Regions from separate parts of the Homo sapiens genome. Here region 1 is linked to region 2. A link is a contact called in ENCODE Hi-C data. All regions are on one chromosome and are shown on one strand. The core of a region is the stretch at or near the end of the contact, and the rest is flanking DNA. Distances in the headings are between cores, read along the strand shown.

Region 1 (3,795 bases), core at 1,107-3,606, 500 kb after region 2:
GAGTAATAGCAGTAGTGACAGTGAACATCCTTCCTGCACCCACCGTGTGCCAAGCACTGTGCTGAGTGTTTTGTGTCTTAGACTCTATGCCATGTGCCAAGCACTGTGCTGAGTGTTTTGTGTCTTAGACTCTATGCCGTGTGCCAAGCACTGTGCTGAGTGTTTTGTGTCTTAGACTCTATGCCGTGTGCCAAGCACTGTGCTGAGTGTTTTGTGTCTTAGACTCTATGCCGTGTGCCAAGCACTGTGCTGAGTGTTTTGTGTCTTAGACTCTATGCCGTGTGCCAAGCACTGTGCAGTGTTTTGTGTCTTAGTCTCTATGCCGTGTGCCAAGCACTGTGCTGAGTGTTTTGCATCTTAGACTGGATCTTCACAACCACCTCACCAAGCTGGTGATCGTACTGTGTGTTTTTCAGATGAGGGGCTAGGGTGCCCAAAGGTTAACTTTCCTTTCCAGAAGTTCAGGGTAGGGAAGTGGTAGCATGAGGCGAGCTGGAGTGACTGTGCAGCTGAGACTCGTCCATGTGATGCAGAGACAAAGTCGGTCAACTCTGGCCATCCAGGTCCCCAGGAATTGACTGGCTTTGTGATAACTGAGCCGACTTCATGGAAAATGGCCTGTGTGCAGTGGTGGGCAAGACCTGGCTCTGGGAGATGGCCACAGCGGCGAGGGGTGGTGGTGTGGGGGCCAAGTGAAGCCATGAGAGAGGGAAGCAGAGAAAACCTCCCCTTCCAGAGGGAGAGCAGAGCACTGATGAAGACCAGCCGGGCCCACCCCCACCTCAGTAGATACCACAGAGCACCCACTGTAGGGTCTCTGGGAGATCCGCTCCCCACGCCCCCCTCCAGTGAGTTAGCAGCGAGCTTGCCAGAGAAAAGATGTGGGCCGCTTATTTTGGAGGTGTGGGGCAGGGGGCAGCAGAGAAGTTTGCACCCTTCTCTGCACCCATCCACAGAAGGGCAGACACCCCAGAGCCTGATGGGGTGGAGGCAGCTGGAATGTGCCAGGGCAGCGGAGGCCCTGCAAGAGCCAGAGAACCAGTCCAGGTCGAAGAAGGGCGCGGGGGGCCTCACTGACTAGAGGATGAGAGTGGTCCCTGACTGGCTCTTGGAGAATGGAATCTGCCCTTCTCGGTGGAGCAGGTAGGCCTTTGAGTGCCTAACAAAACGAAAGAAATCGGCAGCAGAAGTTTCTATCAGGGTCCAAGCCTCTGCATGTGCTGGCTTGTTTGGCTTTATTTTAGAAACCAACCAACATGTTTCATTAGCACTGACACAGCAGGGGTCCCCTGCTGCCACCTGACAATCCAGCGTCACTTACACTGCACCCACGCAGGCCACACCTTCAATGGCCACGGCACGCTAGCCCAGAGTTAGCCACACAGAAACACACTTCTCACCGCACAAAACTCCCTTTTGAAAAAACCAAGCAATCGTCAGGTCGGAGGAGAATCACTAGCCCCCCACAGCGAGAGGGGACAAAGCTTGGTGGCCGAGGCCCAGGTCCTTGTGGCCCCTCCCGGTGGGGTGAAGGTGCCCGGGACTCCTCGGGGTTGCATGGCTACAGCCGGGGCGCTGCCAGGGCCTCCTCTGCGGCTGAGAGATGGAAGGGATCCTTCCCGACGCCCGCAGGTGGGGGCGAGCCACCGGGAACCGGGCCTGTCACCAGCATCCCCGAGCCCCCGCAGACCGGAATGCAAATGGCTCCGCGCCCACGCGGCTCCCGGTCTGCTGACGAGGGCTGCCTGCTCCCATTTCTTCTCTTCCTCTTCATTTTTTTTAAGGGCTGCCAGTTCTGGAAACTTTTTCTGGCTTCTCAGACAACTGTGGCAAGATGGAGTAGAGAGAGGCCCCGGCCGGGCGCTTTCTGCTGCCTCGCGGAGGGGCGGGCACGGGGAGTGAGGGGTCCCCAGGCCCAGCGGGTGCGGGGCCGGGTGAGGAGACGGAGCTCACCCCCGTTCGGAACCCAGAAGCATGGCGGGTCCCCACGCGCAGCCCTTCAGGGGCCTCGGGAGCCCGCGGCCTGGGTCACCTCCGGCTCCCTTCAGGCGGGGGGCGGCTGCTGCCGCCAGGCTCGGGCGTGGGTGCGGGCGGTGGGCATCCCACGGGGGTAGGGGAGGCGAGAGCCTGAGGAGACTCGGGAGGGGGCCCGTGGACGCGGCTGGCCCGGGATGGAGCTGGCGCGGCCACAGTGGGGGACGAGGCAGGGCACGCGGCGTTCCCCGGGCTCGGCCTCCCTCCCAGCGCACGGGCGGTCGGAGGAACTGGAGCCCCCACCCCGGACACGGTCCCGCGGGCGAAGGCTTCTCCCCGTCGCCCCGGTCCGGCCTCCCTCCCGCCGCCGCCAGCAGAGGCCGCTGTCCCACGCGCCGGGTCCCGTTGGCGCCGGGGCCTCCTGGGACGGCCTGGCCGCGGCCTGCGGGTGTAGGCGCCTCGGCGGCCACCGCGTCCCCAGGGGGCCTCGCGGACGGGGGCGCGGGGCTGCGGGGAGGAGGCGGGCGGGCCCCTCGGGCGACACCGCGGGGCGGGCGGCGGGAAGCCCGGACTCAGCGGTTTCCTGGGCAACCGGCCTCCTCCGGCGCGGCCCGCGCGGCTCCAGGTGGCGGGAGGCGGCGGTTGGCGGGAAGGGCCGCGCGGGCCCGGGGGCGGCGCCTCAGGTAGCAGCGCCAGGTGGCGCCCGTGGGCGGCGGGGCTCCCGGGGAGGCGCCTGCTCCCGCCCACGCCGGGCCCGGCCTTCGCGAGCTTCCTTCTGGATTCCAGCGCGAAGCCGCCGCGGAAACTCCCCGGGCGGGCATCGGAGCTCTGGGGCGGGGCGGCCGGGCTCAGAGGGCGGGCGGGAGCAGGCGGGCGGCGAGGGCGGGCAGCAGCAGCGGGAGCAGGGGCGCCCCGGGCGCCGGGGCCGCTGGGGACGAACGCGGCGGGTCAGGCCCCGAAGCCCGGGCCGCGGTGGCCGCCTCAGGCGCCCGCTCTGGGGTGGGGGTGGGGGCATCTTTCGGGACCGAACTCGCCGCAGCCTCCCTCTTTGTGCTCCTTTCCCCTGCTGCCCTTCCAGATGCGCTCTTTCCAGAAAGGCAGCACACGCATGTCTCTGCCGTGGCCCCAGATCCTCCCCGCGCCGCCGTTTTGAGCGTTCACACTCATTACCCAGGTCCGTCTGGGAGACCCGCCGGGCTCCCGCCCTCCCGGCCCGCAGCCTCCTGGCCAAAATCCTCCCGGGACACCCCACCTGGACTGCTGCGAACGGGCCTCCACCCGCCTCCCCGGACCCGCAGCGCCCCCCGCTCCCTCAGGGTTCTGGGGTGAAGGGGTCTGAATAGCACCAGGGGAGGCGGCAGGGCGGGCCTGTCCTACCTGCGCCCGAGCACTGCTGAGACGACATCCCTTCCAGCGCCGCCACGTAGTCCAGCCCCAGCCAGCCGCGGTAGGTGGTTTTCTCTCCGACAGGCACCGCCCGGACGGTGGCATCCTTGAAAAGCAGGTCTTGGCCATGATAGTTGGAGGAGTCGAACATTTTGAACCCGTTCTTATTGTGGTCGTCTCCAAACAGGTCCTGGAAGCACCGCAGGCAGACGACCTGCTCCTCACTGGGCTCAGGCAGGGTCACCCGCCCAGTGCCGCTAGCTGCAAATTGCTTTACATACAGTGACCCAAAGAGCAAGTCATTTCAGGGCCCCACCACTCTGATTGGAAGTCATAAGCTTGACAACTGATTGGCCTCTGTCACCCAAGCGGGTGTGGGGACACTAGGCCCGCAGGTGCCACTGGAAGAGGCGTTCAGAAGCACTGCGGTGCTCC
Region 2 (3,540 bases), core at 277-2,776:
TCGTCGCATGATTAGGAGAATCAAGAATTAAATGAATGGAGATGTATAGATAAGTAAATCAGAGGCCGGGCGCGGTGGCTCAAGCCTGTAATCCCAGCATTTTGGCAGGCCGAGGCGGGCGGATCCCTTGAGGTCAGGAGTTTGAGATCAGCCTGGCCAACATGGTGAAATCCCGTCTCTACTAAAAAACAGAAAAATTCCCCGGGCGTGATGGTGCACGCGTGTAACCCCAGCTACTCGGGAGGCTGAGGCAGGAGAATCGCTTGAAACCGGGAGGCGGAGGTTGCAGGGAGCCGAGATCGCGCCACTGCACTCCAGCCTGGAGGACGGAGCGAGATCCTGTCTCAAAAAAAAAAAAAAGAAGGCTCCAGACGGGCAATTCTTTAATTTTTAACACAACAAACACCCATCGAACACAGCGCGGGCATTTTGACAATGGACAAAATCTTGCCCTTGACTTTATAATCCATCGACATTTGGGGACCCATAAACCCCCTAACCTCTGAGAACTATTTAGACAAATACTAGTCGGGTTTTTTGGTTTGTTTTTACTTTTTAAATGGAAAAGTGATGATTCACCTTTTCAAAGACTTGCGGCTTTTGGCCAACAAACACGCCATGGTTTACTCACCCACTTCCTCTGATTCTTGGCCAGACGCTCTAAGCTTGCACTCCCTGGGATAGTGTTTTTGAATTATCGTCCACAGTTCCACGTTGACGAGAGAATTTCTTCGGGTATGGTACCGAGTCCACGACGATACCCGGCGGCGACAGAAGGGACAGCATAAACTCGCCTTTTCGACGGTCGACTGGAAGCACGGTTTACACAGCGTGTGGTTACACGGGAGGGTGACGGGCTCCACGAGGATTTCCATGCAGATCCCGCACTGGCACTCGGACAGCGAGGGGATGGCGTCTTTGGGTAGAGCCATTTCAATATGTTAGTAAAGCCGACTAAACAACGACACCTGCACGAAAAAGAATCCTATTTTCGGCCAACCACAGAGAGAGCAAAAGCAGTTTTGTGTTTCAGTATTATGCCCAGAAGCGTATCAGAATTCGGAGAACAGGAGCATCCAACACGTCTTGAAGCAAAAAGGCGCTCTCAGGGTCAGGCAAACAGGAATACCCCGGAGGGCGGCGTCTTTGTCCATTTTCAAGGCAAACGTCCCGCCAGCAAATAAATGCAGGTTTTCGTCGGAGGAGCCTGGCTGCTCCGCGGCATGAACACCGCGGCTGCGGCTCCCGGGGCAGCGAGGGGAACGCGCCAAGTCCTCTCCTCCCCTCACCCGGAAAGGATGCTCCGCTCAGCTCGGGGCAGCCGGGCCCCGGGACGCGGCTCCGGGAGGAAGCCCGGGCTCCGGCTGCAGCATAACTTCCGCTTTACCGCTGCTGCGGGGGAGACGCGCGACTCCCGTGTTCACCTTTCGGGCGCCTGGCGCAGTTTCCCAGAGCTCCGCGCCCCCGTCCCTCCTACGCAGCCAGAAACCCTATTCGTTGCGGCAGCGCAGCAGCCACCGGACAAGCGCTAGCAACGTCACAACCGCCCGCCAAAATCGCACTTCCCACCCAGAAAACTGCCCAAGGGCGAACGTTCCCGGGGCGGGACTTCCGGGGTCTGCGCGCCGCCCGCCCTCCCTCCCAGCCGGAGACGGTCCCGCCCTGGCGTCGCAGCCCCGCCTAGTGCAGCCTGGGTGGAGCCTGACCTTTCCCTGAGATTTCTGCGAGGCCTCAGACACCCCTGGTTTCTTGGTTTCTGGGTAGAAAAAGGGAAACCTCAAAACAAAATCAACAGCCAAACAAGGCCGGGTGCGGTGGCTCACGCCTGTAATCCCAGCACTTCGGGAGGCCGAGGCGGGCGGATCACCTGAGGTCAGGAGTTCAAGACCAGCCTGGCCAACATGGTGAAACCCCCGTCCTTACTAAAAATACAAAAATTAGCTGGGCATTGTGACAAGCTCCTGCAATTCCAGCTACTCAGGAGGCTGAGACAGGAGAATCGCTAAACCTGGGAGGCAGAGGCTGCAGTGAGCCGAGATTGTGCCACTGCACTCCAGCCTGGGGGACAGAGCAAAATTCCACCTCAAAAAATACAAATAAATAAATAGATAAAAGAATTGGGGTCTCACTGTTTTATCCAGGCTGGACTACAACTCCAGGGTTCCAGGGATTCTTTCGCCTCAGCCTCTGGAGTAGCTGGGTCTAGAGCTTGCAACTCCATAGCCAGCTCCGGACCTGCATTTTTTGAGGGAATCAATCAGTGTGAAGGAAGAGAAAAGAAAATCACTGTGCGTGAAAGCAGCCTTTAAGTTGTTTTGAGGCTGCTGAGAGCATTCAGGCTGGGTAGGGGATGGTTTCCAGGTTGAGAACAACGAGGAGACATCGGTCGTTGGTAGAAGTCTTTGGGAACTTTCATTTCAATGTGGGTTCAGAAACCTGTTATTGTCTGTGATAGCTCACACCTGTAGTCCCAGCACTTTGGAAGGCCAAGGCGGGAAGATCAGTGGAGCCCAGGAGTTCAGGTCCAGCCTGGGCAACATAGTGAGACCCTGTCTCTACAAAAAATAAAAAAATTAACTCGGTGTGCTGGCTCACACTTATACTCTCAGCTACTCTGGTGGCTGAGGTGGGAGGATCACTTGAGCCCAGGAGGTCAAGGCTGCAGTGAACAGTGATCGTACCACTGCACCCCAGCCTGGGTGACAGGGCAAGACCCTGTCTCAAAAAAAAGAAAAAAAAAAGAAACCTGGGACTGTCATCTGGTTGTCTACAGTAACAGTACCTTAGCTTGGAATTTCAGGCTTGTTTTTTGTTCGTTTGTTTGTTTTTTTGAGATGGCTCCTCATTCTGTTGCCCAGGTTGGAGTGCAGTGGTTTGATCTCAGCTTACTGCAACCTCCACCTCCTGGGTTCAAGCGATTCTCATGCCTCAGCCTCCCGAGTAGCTGCAATTACAGGCGCGTGCCTTGTAATACCACGTGCATTGTAATACCACGCCTGGCAAATTTTTGTATTCTTAGTAGAGATGGGGTTTCACCATGTTGGCCATGCTGGTCTCGAACTCCTGACCTCAGGTGATCCACCGGCCTTGGCCTTCCAAAGTGCTGGGATTACAGGCGTGAGCCACTGCACCTGGCCTTCAGGCTTCCTAATATGTCCACAACCTGCTTTTCCCATCGAATCTCCCATTATTCTTTTAAACATGCAACTATGATTTATTCTCTGTCATCCAAACGTTTTGCTTTCATGACATTGCTTTCTCGGTTCATCCTAAATGGGTTGCTTTGTGGCTGTGCCTACTTCAAACACCAATTTAATGCAGTTGGGCCAGGCACGGTGGCTCATGCCTGTAATCCCAGCACTTTGGGAGGCCAAGGAGGGCGGATCACAAGGTCAGGAGTTCGAGACCAGCCTGACCAACATGTTGAAACTCAGTCTCTACTAAAAATACAAAAATTAGCTGGGCATGGTGGCAGGTGCCTGTAATCCCAGCTAGTCGGGAGGCTGAGGCAGAAGAATTGCTTGAACCCGGGAGGCAGAG

What was found. A loop is a pair of places that touch in the nucleus more often than their neighbours do. Pooled maps may share reads with other maps.
Region 1: a loop to region 2 is called in a pooled map, with 6 times the contacts of the local background. The contact joins the promoter of MELTF-AS1 here to the promoter of RNF168 in region 2. A Hi-C loop is called at or near these places in 4 of 50 pooled maps.

The regions. Positions count from the first base shown.
Region 1 is chr3:197,000,550-197,004,344 of GRCh38, forward strand. It overlaps MELTF-AS1 (MELTF antisense RNA 1), which reads left to right and starts at 2,357. Exons shown (of 4, transcript NR_038285.1): 1 at 2,357-2,424; 2 at 3,053-3,421; 3 at 3,548-3,795. It overlaps MELTF (melanotransferrin), which reads right to left. Exons shown (of 16, transcript NM_005929.6): 15 at 3,352-3,550; 16 at 1,191-2,902. The coding sequence ends at 2,823. RefSeq lists silencers at 1,856-1,935, 2,086-2,875, 2,916-3,315.
Region 2 is chr3:196,502,242-196,505,781 of GRCh38, forward strand. It overlaps RNF168 (ring finger protein 168), which reads right to left and starts at 1,527. Exons shown (of 6, transcript NM_152617.4): 1 at 632-1,527. The coding sequence starts at 932. It overlaps LOC105374307 (a long non-coding RNA gene), which reads left to right and starts at 3,111. Exons shown (of 3, transcript XR_924897.3): 1 at 3,111-3,540. RefSeq lists enhancers at 1-321, 322-1,005, 657-726, 767-856 and a silencer at 1,477-1,776.